2 separate regions of the Homo sapiens genome follow, and region 2 is linked to region 1. The links are chromatin loops, found by intact Hi-C in ENCODE. Cell type or tissue: chondrocyte. All regions are shown on one strand. Links, peaks and the distances in the headings refer to the core of each region. The heading gives the core; the rest is flanking DNA.

Region 1 (16,038 bases), core at 2,985-10,984:
GGCACGATCTGAGCTCACTGCAACCTCTGCCTCCCAGGTTCAAGCAATTCTTGTGCCTCAGCCTCACCAGTATCTAGGATTACATGTGCGCGCCACAACACCTGGCTAATTTTTGTATTTTTAGTAGAGATGGGGTTTCACCATGTTGGCCAGGCTGGTCTTGAACTCCTGACCTCAGGTACTCCACCCACCTCAGCCTCCCAAGGTGCTGGGATTATAGGTGTGAGCCACCTTGCCTGGACTGTTTTTCTTTTTTTGTTTTTCTTGAGGCATGGGGAATAAGGAAGGGAGTTGATGGAAGCAGTTTCAGGAAGATGGGCCCTGGCATCCTCTGCAAGGGACACATGATTAAAGTCAGCACAGTGGGATAAGCCCTGGGTGAGGGGGCAGAAGACCTAGGTGGGCACCCTGGCTCTGCCAGTCACACAGGATCTATGACCCTGAGGATGTTGCCTCCCTGCTCTGAACTTCAGTTTGCTGCCAGTGAAATGGGGACAATCAGATTGCAGTGTGTTCATGAGGATTAAAGGCAGTAATGTTTATTAAGGTGATGCACGTAAAGATGTTTTGCAAACTATAAATAAAGATGCATGCTCTTTCCCTTAGGATCCCCTTCGAGATGAACTATCTCTCTGACCCCTTCTGTGTCCCTCACCCACCCCAGGGCAGCACATTCACTTTCCATAACCTCTATTCAGGTTTTCTTTTTCTTTTTTTCATTTTGAAAGCAGGAACTGTTTATTAATTGACCAGATTAGAAAAATAATCAAGGTAGCCGGGCACAGTGGCTCATGCCTGTAATTCCAGCACTTTGGGAGGCCGAGGTGGGCGGATTACAAGGTCAGGAGTTTGAGACCAGCCTCGTCTCTACTAAAAATACAAAAAATTAGTTGGGTGTAGTGGCAGGTGTAGTGGCAGCTACTCAGGAGGCTGAGGCAGGAGAATCGCTTGAACCCAGGAGGCAGAGGTTGCAGTGAGCCGAGACCATGCCACTACACTCCAGCCTGGGCAGCAGAGTGAGACTCTATCTCAAAAAAAAAAAAAAAATTATGGTGGACCCTTAGTTCATCCTTCTAATAAGCCTATTGATGTAGTCTTCCCTGTTGCCAACATTCATTTTCTACAAAATGGGTGGTCTTTTTCTTCATTCCACCTCATGGAGAGGATAATTTGAAGGGCCACAGGAAGTTATTTGCTTTTTTGAAGAGTTTTCCAACAGTATAGATCTCATGAATCAGAACCTCCATGCAGATGATGCTGTATTTACCAAGAGGTCAAGCAATCAAAGTGTTCTCTGTCAAGGCAGCTCACTTCTTATTAATTTTGTCATAACCACACTTACAGATTAGTTCATTTACTGACTTCATATTTGGGTACCCCCATGCAATATATGGTTCTACAATCCTCAGCATGTTAGTGGAAGCCTTGTTGAGCTTCACAAAGCTTCCATTGAAGATTTGACAAAGGTGAAAAAGTTGCAATACCTTTTGGTCCTGTGGGCTCACACATTGATACCTCTGATTCTGATGACCGCCAACTTGGTTGGGTTCTGCAGGTACATAGAGGTTGCCAGCTTTGCTTGCCATCTGAGCCAGTTGAATCTCAGTTCTATCTATCTGCCTATATTCCTTGTGATAGTGCTTCACTTTTCCATAGATAAGCTTCCTCCTCGCCTTTCTTTCTTTCTTTTTTTTTTTTGAGACAGAGTTTTGCTCTTGTTTTCCAGGCTAGAGTGCAATGAATGGTGTGCTCTTGGCTTACTGCAACTTCTGCCTCCTGAGTTCAGGCAATTCTCATGCCTCAGCCTCCCGAGTAGCTGGGATCACAGGTGCCTGCTACCACGCCCGGCTAATTTTTGTATTTTTAGTAGAGATGAGGTTTCTCCATGTTGGCTAGGCTGGTCTTGAACTCCTGACCTCAGGTGATCGGCCCTCCCAAAGTGCTGGGATTACAGGTGTGAGTCACTGAGCTTGGCTCTCCTTGCCTTTTGAAGTATCGTTTGGGCAAACTTCTTTCTCAGGCAGGCAAAATAATATGGAAAAAAGCTCAGGTTTTTCCAGGACACCTCCATGGTTCCAGCCAGGAAAGAGCTCCATTCAGGTTTTCCTCCTCATGTCTGTATTGGGTTTCAGTTTCCAAAGCACTCAGGAAGGCTCTGCCTTGTTTGATCCACACATGTGCCCTGTGAGGCCGATTAAAACCCCATTTTATAGGCCCCGGAGGGGCAGACTCTCAGGGTTGCCTAGCTATTTGGTGGCCGCATGGATCAGAACAAAGGGCTCTAAACCTGAGCTTTTTCCAGATTATTTTTCCTGCCCAGATGCTTCTAACTTAGGAGAAACTTGCAGGCTTGGAGGAGAGGACCCGAGTGGGACCATGCTAGTTGGGCCTGCCTTGGGGTGGAGAGGGACAGTCACCACCTTTGCTCCTGCGGGTCTCTTTATCCAGGCTCCTGGCGCCCCCTGGAGGGCATTGTGGGGAGTGTCCAGCCAAACACCCCGCAGTGCCACCGTCTCCTGGCTTCCAGGTGGTCCCCTGACACTACATTTCCTTCCAGCTCCGTCTACTTTTGGGTATTTATTAAAACAGTAAGACTTGTGAAATTAAATAATTCAAACTTAAAGGTGTTGGAACTTAAATTATTTTGAGCCTTGAGTGGAGGATAACTATGTGGCCCGTGCCACACACATGCAGCTGTGACTTCCTCCTTTTCCTGTAAAAGATTAGAAATAACCAAATAGTGTCAGAGATAAGACTCCCTCAGATCATTACCCCTCCTCATGGAATGTTAACGCAATCTTCTCTGGAATGTAGCAAGCTGTAATCAATCAAATCGGTGTGACCTATGCACGGGCTTTGTATGGAAAATGTGGAACTCTGTTAGACTTCCCTGTTTCTGCCTATAGAAGTAAAACCCTGGGAACACTGACTCCATTCCTTTGAAGTCTGTCTTTTCTGGGAGGCCATCTGGGTGGCTAGCCTCTAACTTTTGTTTTTTTGTTTTAGAAACAGGGTCTCACTTTTTCATCCAGGCTGGAGTGCAGTGGCTCAGTCTCAGCTCACTGCAGCCTCTACCTCCTGGGCTCAGGCAATCCTCCCATCTCATCCCCCCAAGTAGCTGGCATTACAGGTGCATGCCACCACAACAAGTTAATTTTTTGTAGTTTTGGTAGAGACAGGGTTTCACCATGTTGCCCAGGTTGGTCTCGAACTCTTGAGCTCAAGTGATCCGCCCATCTCGGCCTCCAGAAGTGTGGGATTACAGGTATGAGCCACCATGCCCTGGCCTATCCTCAAACTTAATGCTCAGATAACATCAATACTTAGGCATATTTCTGACTCTCATTGTTAAAAGTTGACAGAATATAAGACCTTGGTTTTTTATTATTTATTTATTTATTTATTTATTTATTTATTTTTTGGCCAAGGGAATAAAAATCTTAAATGCCAATGGGGGCAGGCAGCTAAGGTAAAAGAACAAAGTAAGTCTATAAGAAAATGCAGACAGACATTATGCTGGGCATGGTGGCTCACGCCTGTAATCCCAGCACTTTGGGAGGCCAAGGCAGGAGGATCAAGAAGTCAGGAGTTCGAGACCAGCCTGGCCAAAATGGTGAAACCCCATCTCTACTAAAAATACAAAAAATTAGCCAGGTGTGGTGGCGTGCACCTGTAATCCCAGCTACTAGGGAGGCTGAGGCAGGAGAATCGCTTGAACCCAGGAGGTGGAGGTTGCAGGGAGCTGAGATCACACCACTGCACTCCAGCCTGGGTGACAGAGTGAGACTCCATCTCCCAAAAAAAAAAAAAAAAAAAAAGAAAATGTAGACAGACACATAATGCTGTTTGCTCATTGAAACTTTGGTATATTCCTTGTGTTCACAAAGAATTATGCTTTGCCTTACTTTTTTTTTTTTTTTTTGACGGACTGTCACTCTGTCACCCAGGCTAGAGTGCAGTGGTGTGATCTTGGCTCACTGCAACCTCCGCCTCCCAGGTTCAAGCAATTCTCCTGCCTTAGCCTCTGAAGTAGCTGGGACTACAGGCGCATGCCAACATACCCGGCTAATTTTTGTCATTTTAGTAGAGATGGGGTTTCACCATATTGGTCAGGCTGGTCTCGAACTCCTGACCTCAGGGGATCCACCCGCCTTGGCCTCCCAAAGTGCTGGGATTACAGGTGTGAGCCACCGCGCCCAGCCTGCCTTACTTTTTTTGAAGCATATGGGGCTCTTATTCTCTCACATAGATTGAAATGTAGACACAAGTGTGGTTTAATTTTCTGTTTCTCCTCTGGCTTTGCTCTTCCCCCCGGGTGAGAAATCCGAGGGGTCCAGGGAGTGCACATGCCCAGAAAGGGCCTGTGTCCTGAAGTCCTGTCCAAATGGCCTAAGCATTCTTCCAGGAGCTGCTTGGACTTCTTCCCCATGCCCCACTTCCTGCATACTATTAGTCCTGGGGCAGCTGGGGTGAGAATTAGGGGTGTCTAGATCTGCACTGTCCAGTAAGGTTGCCACTAGTCACATATGGCTACGTGACTTGAAATGCAGCTAATCCGAATTGAGATGTTTTGAGAATATAAATTGTACACTCAATCTTGAAGGCTTAATATAAGGGAAAAAGAATGTAAAATATCATATTATTAATTTTTTATATTAATTACATATTGAAATGATATTTGGAGTATATTGGGTTAAATAAAATATATTATTAAAATTAATTTCACCTACTTTTTAAAATGTGTTTACTAGAAAGTTCCATAAGTGGCTTCCATTTGTATTTAATTTACTTATATATTTCTTTTTTTTTTTTTTTTTTGAGATGGAGTCTTACCCTGTTGCCCAGGCTGGAGTGCAGTGGCACAATCTCGGCTCACTGCAACCTCCACCTTACGGGTTCAAGAGGTTCTCCTGCCTCAGTCTCCTGAGTAGCTAGGACTATAGGCACATGCCACCACGCCTGGCTAATTTTTTTTTTTTTGAGACAGAGTCTCGCCCCGCCTAGGCTGGAGCGCAATGACATGATCTCAGCTCACTGCAACCTCTGCCTCTTGGGTTCAAACGATTCTCCTGCCTCAGCCTCCGGAGTAGCTGGGATTAGAAGTGCCCACCACTACGCCCAGCTAATTTTTGTATTTTTAGTAGAGACGGGGTTTCACCATGTTGGCCAGGCTGGTCTCGAACTCCTGACCTCGTGATCCGCCTGCCTTGGCCTCCCAAAGTGCTGGGATCATAGGCGTGAGCCACCATGGCCAGCCAGCTAATTTTCTGTGTTTTTAGTAGAGACGGGGTTTCACCATGTTAGCCAGGATGGTTACTTACATATTTCTATTGGCCTAGTACAGATAGCACTTGGAAGAGCAGCTGGGGCATCCACAGACTTGTGTGCCAGGCCCCTGGCCTGCAGGAAGGAGCTGAGGTGAGAAGAGCTGGGAACTATGGCTCTCCTTTTGCACCTTTTCCTGGTTCCTCAAATGTTGGGATCAGATCTGAGGCAGCCTCTTTACTCACCCTCTGCCAATCATAGCCACCTGGGAATGTGGTTCCAGAGTGGCCAGAATTTTCAACTTTGCAAAATAAATTAGAAATTTGGATTTTTACATGAAATCTCTTTATTTTCATTTTATTTTATTTTATTTATTTATTTTTTTTAGAGACAGAGTCTTGCTGTGTTGCCAGGCTGGAGTGCAGTGGTTGCCATCATAGCTCACTGCAGCCTCGACCTTCTGGGCTCAAGTGATCCTCCTGCATATGCCTCTGATTTTTAAATGTTGGCAACTAATTCAAATGTTTAGAAAAAACGGCCAGGGACGGGGTGGCTCACGTTTGTAACCCCAATACTGTCTACTAGTTTTCCTCTTCAATTTCCCCTCCTTTGAATGGTTCTCTTTTACTCAGTACAGGAAGCACATACATGTACCGTTCTCCAGGCTCAAGATGGAATCTCACAAAATCCAAACAAGGTAGGAGCAGAGGGCTGGCACGGTGGCTCGTCTGTAATTCCAGCACTTTGGGAGGCTGAGGCAGGCAGATCACCTGAGGTCAGGAATTTGAGACCAGCCTGGCCAACGTGGTGAAACCCTGTCTCTACCAAAAATACAAAAAATTAGCTGGGTGTGGTGTTGCACACCTGTAATCCCAGCTACCCAGCTTGAACCCAGGAGACAGAGGTTGCAGTGAGCTGAGATCGTGCCACTGCACTCTAGCCTGGGTGACAGAGCAAGACTCTGTCTCAAAAACAAAAAACAAACAAACAAACAAAAAACAAAAGAAAAAATGGCTGGGGGTGCAGTGGCTCATGCCTGTAATCCCAGCACTTTGAGAGGCAGAGGCAGGCAGATTGCGTGAGCTCAGGCATTTGAGACCAGCCTGGGCAACATGGCTAGACCCCATCTCCACCAAAGGAAAAAAAAATTGCTGGGGCCGGGCGCAGTGGCTCATGCCTGTAATCCTAGCACTTCGGGAGGCCGAGGCGGGCAGATCACTTGAGGTCAGGAGTTTGAGATTAGCTCGGCTGACATGGTGAAACCCTGTCTTTACCAGAAACACAAAAAATTAGCTGGGTGTGGTGGCACACACCTGTAATCCCAGATACTCAGGAGGCTGAGGCAGGAGAATCGCTTGAAGCTGGGAGGCAGAGGTTGCAGTAAGCCGAGATCACGCCATGGCACTCCAGCCTGGGTGACAGAGTGAGACCCTGAGACACACACACACACACACACACACACACGCCCGGGGGTGGTGGTGCATGCCTGTGGTCCCAGCTACTTGGGATCACTTGACTGGGGGCGGGGGTTGGGGGGGTATGCCAAAGTTTGCATTGAGCAGAGATCGTGCCAGTGCACTCCATTCTGGGTGACAGAGCTAGACCTTGGCTCGAAACAGACAAACAAAAAGCCAAAAAACAAAACAAAAAAAACAAACCCAAAACACACAAAACAAAACAAAACAACCTGTCCTGAACAAAATCAAACAAGCCACAGGAAACACAGCAGAGAGACCGAGGCCAGAGAGGCAAGGCTCGCCTTGATTCCTGCAGCATAAGAACCTGAGCCAGCACAGAGGGGATTGAGGTGCAGCTGATTAAAGGGGCAAAATCTCCAACACCAGCTTCTGCCTTCATTTCTAGACTTTGAGAATCCAGTATTGGCACTGGGGGACAGTGCTGTGCTGGGGACCCAAGGGACACAGAGAAGCGTGGGCAGCCGTAGATTATCCTCTTTCCCTGCAGCCTGCTGTCAGCCTGCTTGAACTTCTGAAGAATGGGCACCAAGACGGCTAGGATTGACCGAAGCGGGATGGATTTGTGCAAACCGGAGAGACATCAGACATCCACTAGGAGGCAGCAGAGGAGCAGGGAAAGAAACTGCTCTCCCGGCTTCTGGAAGCCGAGCCTGCACACCCTCCCACCCCCTCACTACATCCTCCCTATCCCAGGAGGCTGACTTGGGAGGTTGTTGGGTTGCAGGCCACCACTAACCGACAGGGGGGCTTTGTGCAAATCAGAGGAAGCTCCCATCCTCATGGGAAATGTAGGCTAGGGCATGACTTGGTGAGCGGAGCTTGGGGTGGATCAGTCCACGTCCTCCTATGCCCTGTGCCCTTGGCAACGCAGGGGCCATGGTGGGGGGTGGGTGGGGGGAGCTGAGGGCGGAGGGCACTGAGGAGCAGGGTGAGACAGGCGTGCTGCTGCTGGTGTGCCCTCCACTGCACTGTGTACTGGAGGTTTGAGTGCCGGCGCGAGGCAGCAGGGGCTCCCCGCAGAGGGCGCCACATTGCCCCGCGCTAGCTCTGCGCCGGCTCCGGCCTTTCCAGCAGGTGGCGGGTTCCACTCTCTGTCCTGGAGACTGCTGAGGCCCTCGCGGGAGGTCCACGCCTGCACGGGCCTGGGGGCAGAAGCGCGTGGGCAGGACCCAGGAGGACAGGCAAGCCGGCAGCAGACAGGCCCCAGGAGAAAGCAGCCGCCTGTGAGCCAGCGGCTCCGAGGTGCAGCACGCTGTCGTTTTGGAGGCTCAGAGAGGGGAGTTGGGCAGCATCGGGCAGAGCCAGGGTGAGAACTTCCGTGTCCTCACTCTCAGTTCAGTGCGCCTTCCTCCACAGCACTCCTTCCAGTTGATCCCAATCATGTCCCAGCCTGGCCCAAACCCTTCCTTGGAGACACACAAGCCCCTGAGCTTGGCACTCCAGGCCCGCCTGACCCCGCTGAAGTCACCTCTGCCGTGGCCTTCCACTCAGGCAGCTGAATCCCCTGGGGGTTCCCTGAGGAAGTCGCACCCCCTCACACCCTTAGCCCCTGTGCCTGCTGTCCCCCTGTCTGCAATGCACCTCCTATGGCTGACCCATCCACTTGTGAGCCTTTCATCTTCCCAATTTAGTTAGGATTTCCTCCTCTGGAAGCCGTCCCTGCCCCTCCGAGGCTGGGCTCCCCCTACCCTGTGCTACCCCACAGGGCCCTTCTCACCACACCACAGCCTCCCCAGCAGACGGTGAGCTTGGCCAGGGCCCAGTCTGACTGGAATGCTTCTGTATCCCCGTGCCTGGCACAGAGCAGATGGTTGTAAATATCTGCTGTTAAATGAAAGAAAGGCCTTACTACATTCCCTCCCCACCCTCTGCAGCGGCAGCCTTGCCATCATGGAGGGAAGACACGCAGGCAGGGGGCTGTGGGTGTGTGCATGCGTGTGCGCGTGTGTGTACTGTCAGGTGCACATATGGAGGGCCTCAGGCACCAGAGACAAGGAATAATTCCTATGGGAGATTGTATGTGCATAGGCGCAGACAGGTACAGACAGGCACAGACAGACATGTGCACACCAACCCAGAAAGATGTGGAGCTTCATACACACGGGGAGATTTATTTAAAACAAAAACAATTTTCATGGAAGTGTAACATACATAGAGAGAAGTACTCAAGTCATAAGTCTACAGTGTGATGAAGTTTCACAAACTGAACAGATCATGCTACCAGCACTCATGTCAGGAAGCAGAGCAGAGTCAGCCCCCAGAAGTCCCAGTGAGAGCTGCATTTTTTTTTTTTTCCAGACAGGGTCTCGTTCTGTTGTCCAGGCTGGAGTGCAGTGGTGTGACCAAGGCTCACTGCAGCTGCAGCTTCAACTTCCCAAGCTCAAGTGATCCTCCCACTTCAGCCTCCTGAGTAGCTGGGACCACAGATGTGTGCCACCCTGCCTGGCTAATTTTTATTTATTTTTTGTACAGACAAGTTCTGACCACGTCGCCCAGGCTAGTGGGAGCATTTTGAACACCTGCTGCCTGACTCCTAAGCTGAAAGGCGGAGGGGGAAGGGCACAGGGAGGAGAGTCTGGCGCCCTCCAAGGGCCTGGCCTGCCCTGAGTTGCTCTAGGGGTGTTACTGCTTTTTAACCTCAGGCCCTATCTCTGATGACTTTCCTGCCACCGTCATTGCCCCTACTACTCCAGCACCTGGGTCTGCCGGGCCCTTGAACAGCTCCCTCCTGGGTCTGCCCGGCCCTTGCACAGCTCCCTCCTGGGCCAGCAGGCTCAAGGGTTTATGTGTCCTCTTCCCAGGTCCACCTCAGGTGCCATAGGGCTTCTACGGTTTTGAGCTCTTACCAGCCATTGGCTTATTTCTGCTTTCTTCCCCATGCCTGAGGGGCTGGTCTGTGAGAGGGCATGGCTTTGGCAGTGACATTTTGCAGCTCCTTGCCCCAGCCAGGCTTATCATGGCTCTTGGGTAGGGGCAGCAGGGATAAAACGAAGGCTACTCCGATGTCCTGGAACTGCAAAGCCAATGGGTGGGCAGTGTGCAAAGACCTGTCCCCCAGAGCCAGCTATCCCAGTGCAGAGCTGGCATGACTGTGTTTGGGACAATGACAAGAGCCTCCTGACACTGTGCAAGTCTGTGTGTTGAGACATGCATAGAGACGCTGTGTCCAGCTGTGCATATTTTATGGGGACTATGCATGAAACTATGTGTGAGATGGGGGTTTGGGACACCGTGTGGTGTGCTGGGAGTATATATGATTGAGTTGCACGTGCAGGGCTGTGTGCTGTGGGCCTGTGACAGGGAGTGCTGGTTAGGTATCTGTTCCAGTGGTGGTGTGTGTGCTTGAAAGCCTGTGTGTGTGTGTGTGTGTGTCTGTGTGTGTGTGTAGATGTGTTTGTTGGTTAGGGGCAGTGTGGACAGAATACCTTGTTTACAGTGGAACTGTAGTTCTAGATGTGTTTGCTGACTGCAACCAGGAAGTTACCTGTGGGGACCCAATGTTGGTGAGGAGGGGTCCACCTAAAAAGGAGAAGGGCTGGGTGCGATGGCTCATGCCTATGATCCCAATACTTTGAGAGATGGGAGAATTGCTTGAGGCCAGGAGTTTGAGATCAGCCTGGGCAACACAGTGAGACCCTGTCTCTGTGAAAAATTAAAAATTAAAAAATTAGTCGGGCATGATGGCATGTGCCTATAGTCCTAGCTTACTTGAGAGGCTAAGGCAGGAGGATTGCTGCAGCTCAGGAGTTCAGGGCTGCAGGCAGCTATCGCACAACTGCACTTCAGCCTGGTCAACAGAGTGAGACCCTGTCTCAGAATAGGTAAATAATAAATAAAATAAAAATGAAAAAGAAGGCACAGGGTTGGAGGTGAGAGGCTCTGAGCCAGGCTGCCCCTTCCTCGTGGGGTCTTAACTGCCTGGTCCCTTTCCTCACCTCCAGCTGTGGGGATCAAGCACCCTGCCTACCCACTCACCTGCAGAAATGGGCTAGGTGCGGCCTAGGCTGAGGCCCAGATGCTGAGATGGCAGGCCTAAGGAGGAGGGGGTGGGGCAGCGACGTGCCCGAGCAGTGGGCAGCTTGCCCTGTGCTGAGCTGGGTTGGCAGCTGGTGCTGGGAGCAGGCGGGGCCCCACTCAAGCAGGCTGGGGCAGGTTGGGCAGGGCCTGTCTCAGGCATGGAGGAGATGGAGCTGATGGAGCAAGCCCAGGCCTTGTTTGTGCCAAGATGGAAGGTTGAGGGGCAGTGGTGCGTGCTGTGGGAGGAAGGTGTGTCATGCTCATGGTCTGTGCACACATATCCCCATCGTGAGTGCATTTAACTCATGTGTGCATTTGATTTGCGTGTGCATTTGATTTGTGTGTGCATTTGTATTCCTCCTTCCTACGTTGTGTACATGGATCCATGGGTCTGTGTGAGTGCATGGGTGGTTGTGTGTTTGTGTGACTGGCACTGGATGTGCTTGTGTGAGAGTCTTGCATGGATATATGTTTGTGGGATGGTTGTGCGCCCGAGTGACTGTTGTGTGTACATGCTTGTTGGAAAGGCCTATGTGGCTTTTGCATATTATGTTTGGGGAACACATCTGTTGTGAGTTTGTGTTCACATAGGTGTTTTCTCAAAGGCATGTGTGTGTGCATGCCTGTTCCTCTGTGTGTACATCAGTAGTCCGGGTCTTAGGCCCAGAGGGCAGAGGGGCACTGGTGGGCTGTCCATTGTGAGTGCCTGTGGGGAGCAGAGGAAGAGGTCTAGGTTTTCTGGGTCGGGGCTTGAGTGGGTTTGGTCAGGCCCCTGAGCTGGTTTGTTCCTACAACAGCTTCAAACGTTCTTCTCACTCCCTCATCATCCTCTTTTTGGTGGTTCTGACTGTGTGTGTGTGTGTGTGTGTGTGTGTGTGTGTGTGTGTGTGAGTAATGACCTGCACACCATTGTGAATCTGTGTGTAATGACTCCACTGATTCCTTCATGTCTGTTGGTAACAGCTCTATATATCAGGTGTGCACCACATGAAACATGCACGTGTGTGTGTCTGGGCATCTTTGCAATGACCCCCACAGCTGGATCTGTGCACTGTGTCCAGCAGCCATTGTGCATGTGTATGTGAGTGTGTGTGTGTGTCCTACAAAGTGTGCGTGGGTCGAGCTGCAGGGTCCTCTTCCCCAGCCCCGGGATCTGGCATATCCTGTTGCCTACTCCAAACCCCACATGTACTGACTCTTGGCTTCTTTCTCCTTCCCACCCCAGTCCCTCTCACAGTCCTGGGGGATCCTCTCTTGGTATGGGAAAGCCTGGATGAAGTTGAAGGCTGGTCTCCCTGTGGAGGTGGTGGAGTTTCCCCCAGGTTTGCTGTGGGGCCAGGTGGAGGCCACTCCTGGCTAAGGCGCTCAGGGAACAGCCACAGCCGTGGAAAGAGCATACACTTTAGAGCCAGAGAGTCCTGGGTTCAAATCCAGATTTGCTCATATACTGTGCCAGTGTGACCTTGAGCCACCACGTAGGCCTCAGTTTCTCCCCGGTAAAATGGGGATTATGTTTGTTTTTGGAGTTGCTGTGAGAAGCATCGATAAGGTGAACACGAAGCTCCTAGCATGGCACACATGGCCCACAGTAGTCTCTGGACAATTGTGGGTCCTTTTCCCTTTTTGAGGGATCACTTGGTTTAAGATCACTTTTGAGATCTTGCTTTAAAATCACTTTGAGATATTTCAGGCACTGCTGTAGGGATTGAGCCTGGCCTGCAGGGTAGCATCTGGCCCCAGACCTTCAGGGGCCCTGGCACTGTGGAGGGGGCAGAGCCAGAGCTGGAGAATTACTCAGAGCTAACCCCTGAGGGGCCTGTCCTGGCCGCTGTGAGACAGAGGCACAGAGCTGCTAAGCTCTTCCCCACTTCTGGGGAAGTGGGGTGTAGGGGGGCACAGAGATGATCTGGAGTGGTGGAGGTCAGTGATGCTCCAAAGAGACCAACAGGCAGATTCCAAAAGACCACAGTCCATCGGCCACACTCATAAAGATCTTAAGACACAGAGACACCCCCAGAAAGACAGGCACACAACCTCCCGTTGTGGGGACAGAAGGCCCCACCGCCCATGGACAGACACACAGTCTCCCAGAAGAACAGATACCAGATTCTCCTCCCTAGAGCGGGACAAATTCTCCCACAGGGACAGAAACGCATTCTCCCCACAACACTCTCCTCTGCCCCGGGGGAGGACGCGAAGGGGGCGGAAGGCAGGCCAGGCTCCCCCTGCTGAGTCAGGCTCTCCCGGCTTAGCGGGCGGGTCTGGGGTGGGAAGAGGCCGGGCGCCCGTCCAGCTCCAGAGGTGGGGTGCTGGATGAGTCACCGCGGAGCGGGCGCGGCCGGCGCCGCCCTGGGGCCCCCGGCCGCCGTGGGAGCGCTCGGGCCCAGCCAATCGGCGGCCGCCACCCGGCTCTAGCGCTCTGCCCCGCCCCGCCGCGCCCCGCGGGCTTCCAGGTTCCCAGGGCCTCTAGCCGCCCCGAGAGACCCCTGACGCGGCACCCAGCCAGACTCCATGGTCTCTACTTCTGGAGAGAGGCTGTCGGTGACGGAGCACAGGGCTCTCAGGGGAACCGAGCGGAGACGTCTCAGCTCCTCTTCGAGGGGCCACTCCCCGCCACTCCCACCTGTGGATTAGGGGCACGGGTGGCTCTGCGGGGGGTGGGAGGCAGCCTCGCTCTTCTTCCTTCTTACCCCCCTCTGAGCTCTTCCCGGAATGTCTCTGCGGGGCACTCAGCTCCTCCTTGAAGGAGACAGGCTGCCTTGTTTGCCAGGCTCAGGGGCACAGGGGCATTTCCTGCTACGGTCTTGACGGCAGAAGTTCTCTGTCCACAGTCAGCAACACCACACGCTGTCATCTGCTTCAGAAATTGTTCTAGGGACAATACAGTCAGAAAATATGCTCAGAGGGCCACTGTCCCTAAGACCTTGGTGATGCCAGCTGCTGGCAGGTGCACCTGACTTGCACCTGGGCCACAAAACACACACACACACCCCACACACATGCACAGGTTTAGACGGTGCAGACACACACACAGACAGATGTTACACGATTCTCATATATAGCTCTTTATTTTCGGGCACACAGAGAGACACATTCAGCAGTAGAGGGAAGTCTCCTGGTTCTGCCTCTTACTGGTGATCTGACTTTGGGTCAATTATCGGATCTCTCCAACCTTATGGCCCTATCTGTAAAATGGGGATAGCTAGAATATCTTCCTTAAAGGATTGTCCGAGGATTAAAGGAAACAACACCTGGAGAGTACATTGAAATAATAAATGGTAGCTATGATGATCTCCCCCACAGATATATCCACACACAGAGGCATGGACACATGCAGATTTACACACACACAAAACCTCAGACATCAATACATGTATAGGAGCAGGCACATATCAACACAGGTGTATTTGCACAAAGATACAAAGACACAAACAGAACCCCCTGCCCCCACCACCAAGGAAAACAACCCCCGCAACAACCATAAAAGCAAGTTTTACTGCCCAGGGTGTGATGGGAGCAGGCAGCCCAGCTGGGTTGGGGGTGGAGGCCTCCGCGTCGGGCGGTGCCTGCCCTGCTCAGGTTCCCACTCAGCCCCAGGGACAGGACGCCTTCATTCTTCCAACACGCCACTCTCTGTCCCCAAGAGCAGTCACCCCATCCTTTCTCCACTGTCACCTGAAATCAGGCCCTACCCTCTCCCAACAGCATGAGCTCCAGGGTGGGGGCCCCCAGGGTGGTTGTGGTTGGTGGGAGGGCACAATGGTCTGGTTCTCCAGGGACGGTTTGGCGGTCAGCAGGGGCGGTGGTCCTCTGGGTTGGTGGATTCCGGTTTTGGGGATTTGGCTGCTTGGCCTGGGAAGTAGCCCGAGGGGGACCGCCAGCCCCTGGGAATGGCCCTCTGGGCCCTGGACAGTTTTAGGCAGCTCTGCTCTACTTTGCCTTGTGCAGCTCCCCAGCTCTTGCCTGAACTCCTTCCTGGAGCTGGGGGCATTTGGAAATGGTGCTCTAGAGCCAGGGAGAGCTAGAAGGCATCCCTGCTCCTGACCCTGGCAGTAAGAATCCTTTCCTGTTCAATCACGGCCATACCAGCCTGGTCTTCCAAGTAGTGTTTTCCCATTGCCCTGGTGTTTCCCCCGACAATGAACCCTCGGTTACTAGCTAATCCTAGTATCAGAGACTGCAAGGGACCCCCAAGGCTACTGGGTCTACATTCGAGGTAGAAAATTTCACATCTGAGGTCACACAGTGATTCTGTAGCAGCAGCAGTGGGATTGAACCTGGGGCTCCTGTCTCCCCATCCAGAGAAGCCCTGAGTCTCAGGGCTCCCACCACCTCCCCCACTGCCCATTTTCACAGGGAGCAGGTTTGTGCCCCTCCCGTGGACTATATGGTCCTAAGGGCTTTTGTTGAAGACCAGAGCAAGGAGATGCTTGGGCCCTGGCCTCTGGGACTCCCAGCCTGATAGGGGAAGAGAGTGTCAGATCCAGGCAACAGTGGAGCAACTGAACACACCAGGCCAGGAGGCTGGCACAGATTCTGGGAGGTTTATCAGGCAGTTGCCTGCAGAAAAGTTTTGAGGGAGAGGAGGGGCATGGACAGTCCTCTGGACTGTGGGGCGAGGGGTCTTGAGGGAAGGTGCCTGAGGCTTGCTCTGTCCCCTTCATAGAGTAAACTTGCTGCTTCCAGTTCCGGGGACTAGATTCTGGGGGTTGGCCATAAGATATCAGGTGACTCTTTGCTTAGAATGTTGAGTACAACTGAAATGGCCCAAATGCTTCACCCAGGCCTGGACCTGATGTAATGTCCTGTAGTATGACCTCCAGGGCTGACCCTGGCCAAGCTCAGGGGCTGGTCTCCTCGGGGGAGCTGGGGAAAGCGGTGATTTCTCTGATGCCTTGCCAACCTCCATTCTCTTGCTCTGAACCAACTCAGTCCAAGCTTCCCAGGGGCCAACTGACTCTCAGATGTGACCACGTCCTTCCTGAGGGTCCTCCAGAAGACTGAGAAGCCTTCTCAAATGCCCAGGCTTTCAACAACCCCCTTCCTGACTCTCAGATTTCGTGCCCCTACTCTCGCCCCCAGGGCCTGGATGAGTCAGAATGATGGGGCTCCCAGTTGGCAAGACTCAATTTTGCTGGCTGGGAGTTTTTTCAGGGTGCTAATTAAAAGGAGCCACCCAGAGAGAATGACTTCACTTGTTCACACACACACCCTTCTGCCCTGCCCTCCCTTCTGCCCCCATTCACACGCTGAGCCAAGGCAGGGGCGGTGGGTGGAG
Region 2 (16,038 bases), core at 3,172-11,171, 850 kb after region 1:
TGTCTTTCCAGATACACCTCGCTGCTTGGAGATTCAGTGAACCTAAGAAAAGGTGCAAAAACTATTTAGGTCAACTTGGAGAGCAGGGGAAGGAAGAAATAAGAAATAAAGAGGTACCGAAAGCTGGAACATACTTCGGAGAAACACCTAGGCCAGCCCTCTCACTGGAAACACAGCACAGCACAGAACAAAACAGACACAGCTCCTGTCCCCGGGCTGACAGCCAAGTAGGAGAGATGAATGTTCAACAATCTTGCACATAAGCAGTAAGTGCCATGGTGTTAGCCAGCGTTCTCCAGAGAAACAGAACCAATAGGATGGATATACAGAGATATAGAAAAAGATTTATTATGAGGCATTAGCTCCCATGATTATGGACGCTGAGAAGTACCCAGGATCTGCCCTCCGCAAGCTGGAGTAGTTCCAGTCCGCGTCTGAAGGTGCAAGAATCAGAGCATGGATGTCTGAAGCAGGGAAAATATGGTGTCCCACCTCAAAGAAGAGCAAATTTGCCCTTCCTCTGCCTTTTTATTCTATTCAGGTCCTTAACAGATTAAATTATGCCTGCCCATAGCGGTGAGGGCGGTCTTCTTTACTCAGTCTACTGATTCAAATACTAATCTCTTCCAGAAACAGCCTCACAAATACACCTAGAAATAACATTTTACCAGCTATTTGAGCATCCCTTAGCCCAGTCAAGTTGACACTTAAAATTAACCATCACGGTGGCTCAAGCCTGTAATCCCAGCACTTTGGGAGGCCGAGGCGGGCGGATCACTTGAGGCCGGGAGTTCCAGACCTGCCTGACCAACATGGTGAAACCCCGTCTCTACTAAAAATACAAAATTAGCTGGGCGTGGTGGCGGGCACCTGTAATCCCAGCTACTCCGGAGGCTGAGGTAGGAGAATTGCTTGAACCCAGGAGACGGAAATTGCAGTGAGCCGAAGGTTGCAGTGAGCTGAGATTGCGTCACTGCGCTCCAGCCTGGGCAACAGAGCGAGACTCCGTCTCAAAAAAAAAAAAAAAAAAATTAACCATCACAACCATAAAGAGAAAATGAAATGGAGGATGTCAGTGAGATATTTAACAGGCAGCTGTAATTTTCGCAAGGGATGGATAAGAGAAAGCTTCTCCAAGGAAGTAGCTTTTTTATTTGTTTGTTTGTTTGTTTTGAGACGGAGTCTCACTCTGTCACCCAGGCTGGAGTGCAGTAGCATGATCTCGGCTCACTGCAACCTCTGCCTCCCAGGTTCAAGCCATTCTCCTACCTCAGCCTCATGAGTAGCTGGGATTACAGGCGCATGCCACCAAACCTGGCTAATTTTTGTATTTTTAGTAGAGATGGGGTTTCACCATGTGGGCCAGGCTGGTCTCACACTCCTGACCTCATGTGATCTGCCCGCCTCGGCCTCCCAAAGTGTTGAGATTACAGGCGTGAGCCACTGTGCCTGGCGGGAAGTAGCTTTTAAACTGAGGGAAGGCTGGGCACCACTGGAGGCTCATGCCTGTAATCTCAGCACTTTGGGAGGCCGAGATGGGAGGATCATTTGAGCTCAGGAGTTTGAGACCAGCCTGGGCAACGTAAGGGAGACTTTGTTTCTACTAAAAGTAATAATAATAATTAAAAAATAGCCTGCTTGGTGTTACGGGACTATGGTCCCAGCTACTTCAGGGCGGAGGTGAGAGAATCACTTGAGCCCAGGAGTCTGAGGCTGTAGCGAGCTGTGACAGCACCACTGCACTCCAGCCTGGGCGACAGAGTGAGACCCTATCTCAAAATAAATAAACTGAGGGGAGTTTGTCGGTGGAGAGTTAGGGGAAAGGGATAAGTTGCAGGGAGAGGAAACAGTAATGAAAGAGTGCCAGCTTGTTAGAGCAGCAGAGTAAGGCAAGTGGCTGGAGGCCAGTGACTAAGGGGGACAGAGCTGGGGATGCGCGAGAGGAGCACTCAGCCCAATCCACAGGCCCTTGTGCCAGACTCTGTGCCGATGACTTTTTTCCTTTGTCTCTTCTTTCAGCAGCCATCTAAGGTGGGCACTATTTTAGTATTGAGGAAACTGAGGCTCTAAAAGGTTAAGTAGGCCAGGTGTGGTGGCTCGCGCCTGTAATCCCAGCACTTTGGGAGGCCAAGGCAGGCGGATCACATGAGGTCAGGAGTTCGAGACCAGACTGGCCAACATAATGAAACCCCGTCTCTACTAAAAATACAAAAATTAGCCCAGCATGGTGGCCTATGCCTGTAATCCCAGCTACTCAGGAGGCTGAGGCAGGAGAACCACTTGAACCTGAGAGGTGGAGGTTGCAGTTAGCGAAGATTGCACCACTACACTCCAACCTGGGCAGCAGAGCAAGACTCCGTCTCAAAAAATAATACAAAATAAAAAATAAATAAAAGGTTAAGTAAACATGTCCAGTGTCACACAGCTGAGAAGTAGCAGAGCATGGATTTGCATCCAGACCAGTGTGGCCTCAAAGTCCTTACACTGAGCTGCTATGTTATTGCTTCCCAGAGAAGTTGAGCTACCCAGAGGTGAAGGGATTTGCCCTTCATTTCATGGCTTGCTGCAGAGCTGGGACCCCCGCCTCAGAGAGTTCTGTAGATACTGTGAAGGGAGACAGGGCCTAAGGAAGGGGAGAGGGACAGGGAGGGCGGAGAAAATGCCCCTGCAGCAGCATTCCCTGAAGACCTTGCCTGTGCCCACACCCTGCCCATGTCTTTGTGCCTTTGTGTGCAAGAGTCCTTCTTGCCCAAGCTGGAACTTAGGGTTTGCTGGGGTAGAAAGATGCAGAAGTTTATAAGTGTCCACTTCTAGGGGTGTGCTGCTGGCCAGCAGCCACCGCCCTGAGGGCTGTAGGAGGGCTGGCCACTGGGGCAGCCCAGATTAGCTGGATTTTGTGTGCTGTGCCTGTTGCTAAGTAACGCTGCTCCTGCTCTCACCAGGGGAGCCAGCTCTGGTTACCGGTGACAACCCTCAAGGGAGAGTGCCTGGAGAGACATGAGGCAGGCGGGAGGGAACTGAAGGAAGCCAAGCCCTTCCCCACACAGGTTTATATGGCAGAGGGGTAGGTATTCCTTAGCTCTCTGGTGTTCTGTCTTGTGTGTGTGTGGTTTTTGTTTTTTGAGACAGGGTCTCATTCTGTTGCCCAGGCTTGAATGCAGTGATGCAACCATAGCTCATTGCAGCCTCAGCCTCCCTGGCTCAAGTGATCCTCCCACTTTTGCCTCCCAAGTAGCTGGGACTACAGGTGTATGCCACCATGCCTGGCTAATTTTTGTATGTTTTGTAGAGACGGGGTTTCACTCTGTTGCCCAGGCTGGTCTCAAACTCCTGAGCTCAAGCAATCCACCCACCTCAGCCTCCCAAAATGTTGGATTACAGGTGTGGGCCACCACACCGGCCGTCTCTGGAGTACATTAGGGGCCTGTTTCCCCTGTGCCTTGGCCATGGGCTCAGAACTGCAGGACCCACAGGCACACAAGGAGGGTGCAAAGTCATGGGCAGGGTCTGGGCACAGGCAGGGTCTTCAGGGAATGCTGCTGCAGGCGTTTGGAGGGGAATTCTGCCCCCACATCTGAGCACCAAGGAGAGAGGTGGAGTGTGTGTGCATGTATGCGTCCCTCCTGTCATTGGACAGGCAATCTGTGGTCAGGCAGATGGGGCAACTCACTCACTTTCCACTGCTCTTTTAGAAAATGTCCCACACTTCTCCAGCTGGGGGCTTCCCACCTGTCAGAAGGTCCTGGAATCAGAGTAAACAGGTCCTAGCTCCCTGGGAGTGCCTATTATGCCTATTCCACTAAAGGATTTGGGGAATACTAGAGAGATAATTTCACTTAAAGCATTAATATTTTTAGGGAGAAGTTGAATTTTGGTCTTTTTGTTTTTGTTTTTGTTTTTGTTTTTTAAAATGGAGTCTCGCTTTGTCACCCAGGCTGGAGTGCAGTGGCACCATCTTGGCTCACTGCAACCTCCGCTTCCCGGGTTCAAGTAATTCTCTGCTTCAGCCTCCCAAGTAGCTGGGATTACAAGCGCCCACCACCACGCCCAGCTAATTTTTGTATTTTTAGTAGAGACGGGGTTTCACCATCTTGGCCAGGCTGGTCTTGAACTCCTGACCTCGTAATCCACCCACCTCGGCCTCCCAAAGTGCTGGGATTACAGGCATGAGCTACCGCGCCTGGCCTGGTCTTTTTGTCTTTTAAGCAGGTATCTTTTTTGTTTTTTTGTTTTGTTTGAGACGGAGTCTTGCTCTGTCACGAGGCTGGAGTGCAGTGGCTCAATCTCAGCTCACTGCAACCTCCGCCTCCTGGGTTCAAGCAAGTCTCCTGCCTCAGCCTCCCAAGTTGCTGGGACTACAGGCATGAGCCACCACGCCCAGCTAATTTTTGTATTTTTAGTAAAGACGGGGTTTCACTATGTTGGCCAGGATGGTCTCGATCACTTGACCTCATGATCTGCCTGCATCAGCCTCCCAAAGTGCTGGGATTACAGGCGTGAGCCACTGCTCCCGGCCCCTTAAGCAGGTATCTTAAAGGCACAGAATTGGCATGGCCATAATCATTCATACTTCTCTCTTCTTTTTTTTTTTTTTTTTTTTTTTTTTTGGAGACAGGGTCTCACTTTGTCACCCAGACTGGAGTGTAGTGGCACAATCTTGGCTCACTGCAGCCTCAACCTCCTGGGCTCAAGCGATCCTCCCATCTCAAACTCCCGAGTAGCTGGGACTAAAGGCACATGCCACCACGCCCGGCTAATTTTTGTATTTTTTGTAGAGACAGGATTTCATCATGTTGCCCAGGCTGGTCTCAAACTCCTGGACTCAAGCAATCCTCCCACCTCAGCCTCTAAAAGTGCTAGAATTACAGGTGTGAGCCACCGCACCTGACCAACATAATAATAATTCTTAACATATGATCACCATATGCTGGGAGAACGCCCTCCTACACTCCTGAGCCTAGCCACGTTACTCTCAGAAGTAAGGGTGTATGTGCCTAGTCCCTGGAGGGGTGTGTGGCTCTGCCCTCTGCAGTGGGCATCAGAGTGTGTGGGTGCCCCCCTGTGCCCAGGGCCACCAGTTCAGTAACAGAGTGGGCCGTGAAACAGGAGGCATGGGGATGTGGGTGGAGTGCAGCCCTGGAATGACACCTGCAGCCCCCACGTGCACCCCGAGTTTCTCAGGCTCCTCTTCCTCTTTCCTTGCGGGCCCTTAGCACAGGACTCAGAGCAGCAGAGCTCTCAGCCCTCCCAGTGCTGACTGTCTGCAGAGATCCAAGTGCTTGCTCTGGGCAAGGCCCTGGCTCCCAGCATCCAGAGGCTGCCAGTGGGCACAGCGTGGCTGGGAGCTGCCTTAGCTGCTCAGGCTTGGGAGAGGGACCATCCTGCGGGCACTCGAACCATAAATGTCCAGACACAGAATCACATCAGAGCCATCCTCAGCAGACCAGGCAGGGCTGCCTCCCAGGGAGAGCTGGGTAACCCGAGCTGCTGGCAGGCCCTCAGGTCACTTCAGGAGCACAGGGCGGTCAGCTGATGCTCCTGGGGACCATTCATCACGTCTCCCAGCCCAGCCGGTACAGCCTCAGCTATTTCCAGGCCTGGGTATGCAGCAGCTTATGTAACGGGCTGGAAGTCAGGGCTGGGCTAAGGGGCACTTGTGGTAGGGATGGGGCTGCTCCCACCTCCCACTGTAAGGCCCACCCCTCAGTCCCTAGTCTCCCTATGGAGATTTGTGGGGGGCCCACAGCTCTGGCTGGAATCCCTGTGGACAGCCACTGTGCCTATCAACACACCTCTCACTTCCTGGCCAGAAGATGCCTGGCCATCTGCGGTCCATGGAGTTGAGGCCACCAAGCAGCCTCTTCCTCAACCCCATCAGCCCTGCCCAGCCTCTGTGCTCTCACCTTCCCCTCCCCGCTCAGAGGAAGAGTGGGTATGTCTGCTGCTGCCCTCCGAGAGAACCTGTGCACATTCCTGAAGCCCCTCCTAGCTCCTGCAGGCCTAGTTTGGTGGGTGGTTAAGCTGGGCTCAAATACACATATTCCCAGTGTGGCTTTAGGCGGGCTTTGTACATCTGCTAAGCCTCAGTTGCTTGTTTGGGAAATGGAATGATAATAACAATATCTCCCTTTTGGTGTGGCTGTGACTGTGGGGCTTTAAGAGCACATTCCAGGAGGCAGATTGCCCAGCCCTGTCTATCTATGTGGCCTTGGGCCAGTCACTTAAGCTGTCCGGGCCTCAGTTTCCTTGTGTAGAACGGGACAGCGATATGACCTACCTCCCTGAGTTGTTGTGAGGATCCAGTGAGTTTTTATGCATAAAGCACTTAAAGAGTTCCTGGCATGAGGTCAGCACCATGTAAGTGTTGGCTATAATTAGACAATGTTTGGAGATCACTTTCCTCTGCCTTGGCTCCTAATAAGCTCTTGGTGAAAGGTAGTTGTTATTTTTAACTTCTTCGTTCTCCTTCACTGTCTTAATTCCCACCTTCATTTAGCCTTGCAATTTCCTTTAAATACCTTATCTTCTCCCCTCGTTTGTTGTCAATCTGCTGCACTACCAATAAAGGCGTGCATAAATTATATTTGTCCCATGTTTACATTCATAAAACATTTCCCATGCACTCCTGTCCCAACCTCACAGCAAACGCGTGAGCGAGCAGTGCAGCTCATGTCATTGCCCTCATTTTGAGAGCCCGGGACAGGGTGTGATCTGTCCAGAAGCATCAGCTGCTCAGGGGTGTGTCCAAGCCACCAGTGAGGGTATTCCGACCTTGGGCACCAGAGCACACCGGATGATGCACCCAGGGCGTGCCAGCTCGCTGCTGCCAGGGCAGATTAGCGCAGGGGGCCCTCCTGCTTCCGGTCCCAGCTGTGGGAGCGCCCACATTATGGGAGGAGAGGCCTGTGGGCTTTTTAAATACCTCCCATCCCAGCAGGATCCCCTGCGGCCCCCAAGTGCTGTACGGTGGTGCCCTCTGCTGGTAACAGGAGGTACTGCTACCTCTTATAAGGGAGGAAGGTGGATCCCTTCACATTTACGCAAAAAGCTAGCCAAGGCCGGCTATGTGCCAGGCCCTCTTCTAGGAACCACAGAGGAAAAGAACCTCGGAAAGCCCTGGCCTTTCATGGAGGTGTCTTCTATGGGAGGGATAAAGACAAAAACATTTATAAGAGAACGGCACATAACGAGAAGTGCAATGAAGAAAAACAGAGCCGGGTGAGCTGCTAGCGAATGATAGAGGGCGCTAGCGATACGGAACGGCCAGAGACGGCTTCTGCGAGGAGGCGACAATGTAGCAGGGAACTGAGCGAAGCTAGGAAAAGAAAGGCCCCTACCCGGGGAAAGGCCATGGAAACACAGGACCGGTGGGAAGGCGCTGAGATGGGGAAAGTCTGGGTACGCCGGAAGAACAGTGAGGCCCATGTGGTTGAGGGCAGTGCCGAAAGAGGCCTGGGGCGGTGGCTCACCCCTGTAATCCCAGCAGTTTGGGAGGCCGAGGCAGGTGGATCACCTGAGGTCAGGAGTTCGAGACCAGCCTGGCCAACATGGCGAAACCCCATCTCTACTAAAAATATGACAAATTAGCCGGGCGTGGTGGCGGCCGCCTGGAATCCCAGCTACTCGGGAGACTGAGGCAGGAGAATCACTTGAACCCGGGGGACGGAGGGTGCAGTGAGCCGGGGTTGTGCCATTGCACTCCAGCCTGGGCGACAGAGAGACTCTGTCAAAAAAAAAAAAAAAAAAGCAGCAGTGAGCAAGGTCCGAGAGGCGGAGGCCTCCAGCTCCTTCCTTACCACGTGGTGCATGAAGAAGGCAGAGCTCGTGCAGTCTCAGGAAGCAAAAGGAGAGCCCTAACCAGCATGCACTGGGCTGTGTGCGGGGCCTCACCGCTGCCTGTGAAGTGGGTATTCCTGGCATTACCACCATTTTGCAAAGGAGGAAACTGAGGCTGAGGAAGGTAGAGGTTGTGTGGTTTGCTCAAGGGTGGAAATATAAAGTCACAGAGCAAGAACCTAAATCCAGGTTTGTCTGACTCTAGTTTTTTGGTTGTTTCTTTTCTTTTTGGTTTTTTGTTTTCTTTTTCTTTCTTTCTTTTCTTCTTCTTCTTTCTTTCTTGTGACAGGATCTCACTCTGTCACCCAGGCTGGAGTGCAGTGGCCAGTGGCACAATCACGGCTCACTGCAGCCTGGAACTCCAGGATTCAAGCGAGCCTCCCATCTCAGCCTCTCCAGTAGCTGGGACTACAGACACTCAGATCATTTTTAAAAATTTTTTGTAGAGACGAGGTCTTGCTATGTTGCTCAGGTTGGTCTTGAACTTCTGCTCAAGAGATCCTCCGGCCTTGGCCTCCCAAAGTGTTGGTGAGCCACCCCTCTGGCCGAATCTGGGCTTTAAAACATAAGTTAAGCACTTGGAGAGAGAGAAAAAAAGGCAGCACAGAACAGCACGTAGAGAAGGGCCACAATTGTATTAAAATACGTATATGTATATTTTATATTCAGAAAAAAGGCTGAAAGCAATCCACTGCATGTGATAATCTCTGGAGGTGACTTATGTTTTCCTTCCACTGTGGGGCTGGGGCAGGGAGAAGGATGGTCGTCACCCCCGCAGAAGGCAAAAGACTGCCCTTAGCGTTGATAACAACCATACCTCACACTCACAGGCTCCTTCGCGGTTACAAAGGGTCCTTCTTCACTGCTGAGCGTTTGCTCCTCACCACAGCCATTTCACAGGAAAGGAAGCCAAGCCTCAGAGAGGCCGCGACTCTCCCTCAGATAGCCCGTGGCACGGCTGGGGCCAGGACCGACCTCTGCACGTTCCGAGTCCTGCAGGCGCATTTCCAGGAGAGAGGAGAGCTGGCAGAGAGGTCCAGGGGGGTCCAGGAGCCGGGCCGGGGGCGAGGTGACGAGTGTGGCCGTTCCCGAGTCTGCCGGCAGAGGGCGCCGCCGCCCCGCAAGTCGGCCAGGCCACGCCCCCTACCAGGACCCGCCCCTTTGCAGCGGGGAGCCACAGCACCCTGTGAGGAGCGGCTCGGCAGGCTGGGGTTCGAGGCCATGGGGATGAGAGGACGGTGGACGGGCTGGGCCGGGGCAGGAGGAGGAGCAGCAGGGGAGGGGCTGGGCCGGGGCAGAAGGAGGAGCCGCAGGGGAGGTCACCGGCGGGCCAGGGTCTGCGTGGGTGAGGGGTTGAGAGTGCAGAGGCGCCCGTGTCTGCGGCTGGGAGCGCGAGATGGAGGCGGGGTGGGGGCGGGCTAGTGCGAGGGGAAGGTCCCGGTGTGGCGGGCGGCGGTGCGCTACGGCGCCAGGACTTCCTGAGGCGGCGGGACTAGCTGCCTCGGGAGGCGGTTACTCACTCCGGCGCTGCCACCTGCTTCCTTCCCAGATCCCAGCAAAGCATAACCCCGAGGCCCCCTCTGCGCTCCCACCCCACTCGCGGCGGCGGCACGCCCAGGAGGGAGCTCGCCTCTGCAGCTCAACCCACAGCCTCGCGGCCCCGGGGTGGGCGAGGGTGGAGAGGGAGGGCGGTGCCCGGCGGACTCCACCCGAGCCGCACCGCCAGCCCCCAACCGCCGCAGTCTAGCCCAGGCCTTGAAGGCCAGCCTGCAGCCTCTTGAGCAGCGCGTGGGGCTCCAACCCCCAGCACCTCCACCTGTCCCATCTCTCCAAGCTGAGCCCCAACTCTGGTCTAGACGGGAACCCGTGAAAAGCAGACTCCGGCAGGGATCCCCTGCCGGCTGTGCGCCCCAGCCCCGCCTCCTCTCCATTCCGCTCGCCCCTGAGCACTGGCGATACCCAGCCAGACGACAGGGGCTGGACAGTGTGTTGAGCCCCACCCCCATCTCCTCCCTCGCCGCCACCCATACCTACCTCCAACCAAGGCGAGGACATAGATGTGTCAGCTAGGATCCCTGCCCTCTAACAGCTCCCAGTCTGTAGGGAGACGGCCACCATCCATACCAAAGCTTACACCAGGAAGCAGAAAGTGGTTCCGGGCCAGTGGGAGGCACAGGTCCTTAGCTCCCCAAGAAGACACAGCCTCAGGGGGCCGAGTTCGGCCAGTATTTAGAGTCCCAAGGATCTGTGTGGGAGGGAGCTCAGAGATCTCCAGAATTATCTTCAGTCAACATCCTTTCAATAAAGACTCACTAAGCACCTAGGGTGCTTTAAAAATACCAACGCCCCAGCCCACCCTAGAACTCCTGGATCAGAATCTCAAGGGGGCCAGGAGTGGTGGCTCACACCTGTAATCCCAGCACTTTGGAAGGCCGAGTTAGGAGAATTGCTTGAGCCCAGGAGTTTGAGACCAGCCTGGCCAACATGGCGAAACCTCTCTCTACAAAAAATACAAAAATTAGCCTGGGGTGGTGGCCTACGCCTGCAGTCCCAGCTACTCCAAACGTTGAGGATCGCTTAAACCCAGGAGATTGAGGCTGCGGTGAGCTGTGATTATACCACTGCATCCAGGTTGGACGACAGAGCAAGACCCTGTTTCCTGTTTCTTTTTTTTTCTTTCTTTCTTTCTTTTTCTTTTTCTTTTTCTTTTTTTGAGACAGAGTCTCGCTCTGTTGCCCAGGCTGGAGTGCAGTGTCCCAATCTCTGCTCGCTGCAACCTCCACCTCCCAGCTTCAAGCGATTCTCCTGTCTCAGCATCCCCAGTAGCTGGGTTTACAGGCATGTGCCACCACGCCCAGCTAATTTTTATATTTTTAGTAGAGACTGGGTTTCACTGTGTTGTCCAGTCTGGTCTTGAACTCCTGACCTCAAGTGATCTACCAACCTCCCAAAGTGCTGGGATTACAGGCGTGAGCCACCGCACCCAGCTGACCCTGTTTCAAAAACCAAAAAAAAAAAAAAAAACAGAAAAGAATTGCAAGGGGGAGGGGAAGGGTAAAAAGAATGGCAAGAGTAGGAGTATGGCCCTATCTGCTGTTAAATGTCCCCCACCCTACTGACTGCTGTAGCTGCCAGCCACTGGTCTTGCCTTATTTGCCCAGAGACCACACTCCTCAGAGAGAGTGGCTCCAGCCAAGCCCTCAATTAGAGTGAGATTTGGGGGGCTCCAGAAGAAGATGCTATGTATGCTGGGACCTGGGTGGGCTGTCACTCTGTGGGTTGCTGAGTGGACCAGATCAACTGTGAGTCACTAAAGGCTAAGTGACTCTGTAGGGGAGCAGCTGGGAAAGAGACCCAGAGGCAGTATTTGCATTTTTACTTTTTGCATAAATTTATATGTTCTCCCCACAAAGGCCAACTCCAAGATGGATCACTGAAGCTTAGGAGGTGTCCCTGAAAGCAAAAATTCATATGTCTTAGGCAACCTGGTGGCCTCCTGCTCCTGGGAGGTCCCCATATTGATTGCATGCAAGACACATCTCTAAAAATAAAAATAAATTATAAATAAATAATAAAAACACTCTTGCATCTTGCTGTTGAAAAGTATGTTTCCTCTCCACTATCAACCCCAGTCCATGAGCTTTCATACCACACAGGGTTCTGTGCAGAGAAGGTCTGTTGGTTGGAGTCATTTAGTCATTTAGTTAGATGTTCTGAACTCAACTGTTCATTCATTCATTCAGACGTACCTGCCTTCGATCAGTGCTGGCATGAGATGGGGTTCACTCCCTTGGGAGCCCACAATCTGGGTGGTGGAGTGAGGAGAGGCCCTGGGACCAGAAGCAGTGGGAGGGTGTCTGAGCACTTCAGATAAATGATTGTGGGGTTCAGGGGAGGCTCCACTTTGTACAAGCGTGCAGCAGGCTGAGGAAGGGCTGAAGAGGTGGGCTCTAAGGAGGGAGGGAGGCTGCTCCCAATGGTTGGCTGATGGGAGAGCCCTGCTCTGTGCCCCTCTCCACCTGGTATGGTCCCGGCTCCCCACCAGGGGTCAGCACACTGCTGCACTCTGGCTGTTTTACTCTCTTGAGGAACTCTCTTGGGTTTCCGTGGCCCCTCCAGAGCCCTCAGCTTCCTTTCTGTCTCACTTCTCTGAGCCCATCACTCCCCACTTACGGTCATTTCATCCACCTGTCGGTGCAGGACCAGGCAGCCTCCCAGCCAGCCAGCCTGACGTCTCTCCTGAGCTGGGGAATCCCACAGCCTCCCTCACTTCCCAGCCTCATGAGCTTGGGCTGGGCAGCAGAAGGGGCCTCCTGCTGTCCTTCCTCTTCTCCTGCTGCCATTCAGCGCAAGGTCTCTGGTTTGGTTTCCAGGGGAAATGGGAGGGTCCAGAGGTTCACTCCTTCTAATAAGTTTTCCCACATGTGTTAGCAGAGCTCTTCTCCAAGCCCACCTCCCCTGTTTTGTGGACCCCACCAAGTCTCCAGAGCCCCCCTATGCTCCCCTTAGATGGGAATGCTCTCCCTCCCTCCAGCACAGCACCTGCATGCATGGAACCGGGAACTCTCTGGGCTGGCCCCTCCTCCTACTGCTCCCTGGCAAACCTTGGACCTGCTCTTTCGGGTCCTACCTCTCATATACCTCATATACCCACCATGCCAATACCACTTTTTCCACAGGCGAGGCCCCTAGCCTGAGAAGTTCAGCTCATTACTCACCATCTCTTCCACCCTGTCCTCACACCCCTTCCTCCAGGAAGACTTCCTTCTCACCACCCTAAGCTATAGAGACAAACAGGCATGAGAGCATCCTGGCCTTGCCAGGCGCCAGCTATGCTGCCTTAACCTAATTCTCAGTCTCTTTATCTGTCAAATAGAGAGCTTTCAGATGTACTGTGAGGTCTCAGTAAGGTAATGGATGTGGAAGTGTTAGCCCAGCACATAGGGACACAGAAGTCACCTATCCTTTTCTTTTTTTTATTTTTTGAGACGGAGTCTCGCTCTGTTGCCCAGGCTGGAGTGCAGTGGTGCTATCTCGGCTCACTGCAATCTCCACCTCCCAGGTTCACGCAATTCTCCTGCCTCAGCCTCCCAAATAGCTGGGATTACAGGCATCCATCACCACGCCTGGCTAATTTTTGTATTTTTAGAAGAAACGGGGTTTCGCCATGTTGGCCAGGTTGTTCTTGAACTCTTGACCTCAGGTGATCCACCTGCCTCGGCCTTCCAAAGTGCTGGGATTACAGGCATGAACCACCACGCCTGGCCACCTATTCTTTTCTTGTGGTGCAGCTGCCACCCCCACTGCCCACCCCCGAGCCTGATGATGGGAACCTGCCCTTGCTAGGCGCACTGGCTGCTTCTGCAGGGCTCTGTGGGGACCTCAGACCAGAACCCTATCAGCAGGGCCATGTCCCTCCCCTGACCATGCATGAAGCCTGGAGTGGAGGCCTCTGTCCTTCCCTGGAATTGTTGGGAGCCCCTTCTGCCCTAGCATGGGGGAGGGGCTCCCACAGAGTTCCCTGAGGCTTTGAGAGGAGCAGAAGGCTGGTGGGAGGCAAAGGAGGGGTGGCAGGGCAGGGGAAATACCGACCACACAATATTCTGAGTCCCTGCTCCTTTTCCCATCCACCCCCACCCCCTCTGCCAAACACGATCCCTGGGTTAATTTTTAGCATCGCAGCTCGCACATTAGTCACTCCCTGTCACCCACCTACACGGCAGGAGGCTGCTGTGCTGGTGCCGTCATCCCATCAGCTGAGAGGTGGGATCTAGCCCCGCCCTGGGCACCCCTCACCCTCCCCTATGAACTCACGGCTGGCCAGGAGTCCCCATCAGCCTGGGTGAGGGGGCACCGACATCACTCCTGGGAATAGCTACATGGCAGGGGGTGGGGACAGACTGGTGGCCAAGGGACTTGGACTCTCTACTCGGAGGAGAAATCTAGGGAGGCCCCTGCAGCCTTCCACCCCCTGTAAGGTGCCAGGCTATGCCCAGGCAGTTGGTTTCCTGGCAGCCTTGTATCTGGGAACAAAGGTGTGAGGGGGCCCCTCCCCTAGACCTGAGCCCCTGGGAGCCAATATTTGTCATCGTCACAGAGCAGCTGTTAAAACAGGGAGCTTGGGGAATCTCCATTTTCTTAATCAAATGTCCTCCCTTCCTGGGACTAGGGAGGACAGGGTGGCCAGGTGCAGGTGCCCTGGCTGGGGCCGCCACCCAGCCCCAAAGGGATTTTCAGAGAAGGGCCTACAGATGCCAGCTACAGATGGAGCAGAAGAGGGGCTGTCTCACCCAGCCCCTGGGGCTCAGAGGTGGGGAGGTGATGGTTACCCCTAGGCAGGGTTGGCCCCAAGGAGGCATTCACTCATCAGCATGAGTTAATAGAGCCCCTCCTGTGTGCCAGGCTCTGTTAGACCCTGGAGGTGCAACTTCAAACAAGGCTGGGTTCCTGCCCTCACAAAGGCAAGACAGAAACAAAAGAAGTCAGTGTGATTCCCAATTGGGAGAAAGTGCTATGAAGTAAAAAAGAATAGACAGGCACGGTGGCTCATGCCTGTAATCCTAGCACTTTGGGAGGCCAAGGCGGGTGGATCACCTGAGGTCAGGAGTTCGAGACCAGACTGGCCAACATGGCAAAACCCTGTTTCTACTAAAAATACAAAACTTAGCTGGGCGTGGTGGGCGCCTGTAATCCCAGCTACTCAGGAGGCTGAGGCAGGGGAATTGCTTGAACCCAGGAGGCAGAGGTTGCACTCCAGCCTGGGTGACAAGAGTGAAACTCTGTCTCAAAAATCAAACAAACAAACTAACAAACCCAGAAGACTCAAGATAAAGAATAATAGGGTCGGCAGGGCGCGGTGGCTCACACCTGTAATCCCAGCACTTTGGGAGGCTGAGGCGGGCAGATCATGAGGTCAGGAGATCGAGACCATCCTGGCTAACACAGTGAAACCCCGTCTCTACTAAAAATACAAAAAAATTAGCTGGGCCTAGTGGCGGGCGCCTGTAGTCCCAGCTACTCGGGAGACTGAGGCAGGAGAATGGCATGAACCTGGGAGGCGGAGCTTGTAGTGAGCCGAGATTGTGCCACTGCACTCCAGCCTGGGCAACAGAGCAAGACTCTGTCTCAAAAAAATAAATAAATAATAAATAATGGGGTCAGCGAACTTGTTCCTATTTGATAAGGCAAACCTCTCTGAGGAGGTGATGTTTCAGCTGAGGTGTGAGGATAGAGAAATCATTCTTGCAAAGAAGAGTGTTCCGGGCAGAGAAGACAGCATGGGTGAAGGCCAGAGGCAGGAGAGAGCTTGACATATTTGAGGAATAGGAGCAGAAGGGATAGTGTGCTTAGATGTAACAAGTGACATAGAAGGAGAAACAATTTGAGATCAGAGGGAGAGGCAGGGACCAGATTCTAGAGGGATTCATGGAGGGCATCAGGATATAGTTGCAGAGGTTGGGTACTGCACAAAAGGCTCCCAGTTACCAAACTGTTGGGCCTATGTGGCTGCTGTCAGCCTGGAGAAAGGGAAGCTGTGTTGTTATTTGTCTCCCCGGAGGGACGTGTTATGGATAGGCCATGGTAAAGAGTTTGGACCTTATTCTTTTATTCCAGGGAAAGGCATAATGGGTTTAAGCAGAGGAGGGTTGTGATCCAGTTTCCTTTTTGAAAAGATCACGCTGACTGCTGTGTGCAGAAGGGATGCTCAAGGAGCAAAAGCAGAAACAGAAATGGGACCCACTCAAAAAGCAAGAACCATGGTGCAGGACAGGTAGGGAGGGTCTGCTCAGACCTCTCTCAAAGCCACCCTTTGCATGCTGGTTACTCCCCGGGAGGAGCACTGGAGCAGGGGCCTCAAGTCCCAGGCCCAGCTCTGACACTAGCTTGCTGTATGACCCGACAGGTCACTTCAAAGAGGTCGTGACTACCACTTGGAGATGCTTGAGCACACACCATGTTGGCACACACTGTATTGAGGGTCTACCATGTGCTAGCATCAGGCAAGAAAAAAGCAGTGAAGACAGACAAGGCTCCTGAGCCCTGTGCAAGAAGCGTGCATCCTCCCGGGTGGGGCGGGCAGGCAAAGATAAACCCATAAAAGTCAAGACAGTCTCGGATGGCGATGCACAGTCTGATGGGAATAAAACAGGGCTGTCACAGGGGAGGGCATGACTGTATTTACCACTGGGTGGGAAGGTCTTC

What was found. Hi-C counts contacts between places; a loop is a spot of excess contacts. Peaks named below come from ENCODE experiments on the same cell type or tissue, not always from the same donor. Only the 100,000 strongest peaks of a DNase experiment are listed, where the experiment ranks them.
Region 2: a loop joins it to region 1, with 9 times the contacts of the local background. A loop is called at or near these places in 2 of 110 quality-filtered maps.

What each region holds. Positions count from the first base shown.
Region 1 is chr12:52,871,411-52,887,448 of GRCh38, reverse strand. It overlaps the pseudogene RPL7P41. Among named protein-coding and RNA genes, the nearest start is that of MIR9898, 20 kb to the left of the region's middle. RefSeq lists silencers at 2,350-2,644, 12,996-13,225. In chondrocyte, for the core only: CTCF peaks have their summits at 7,502 and 7,723 (motif pointing right); a DNase peak (open chromatin) is centred at 7,807.
Region 2 is chr12:52,016,772-52,032,809 of GRCh38, reverse strand. LOC124902934 (a long non-coding RNA gene) reads right to left here. Exons shown (of 2, transcript XR_007063311.1): 1 at 16,019-16,038; 2 at 1-42. It also overlaps a transcript of NR4A1 not described here. Among named protein-coding and RNA genes, the nearest start is that of TAMALIN-AS1, 17 kb to the right of the region's middle. RefSeq lists enhancers at 6,248-7,185, 7,731-8,025, 7,186-8,123 and a silencer at 8,830-9,289. In chondrocyte, for the core only: CTCF peaks have their summits at 7,067, 8,688 and 8,914 (motif pointing right); a DNase peak (open chromatin) is centred at 9,069.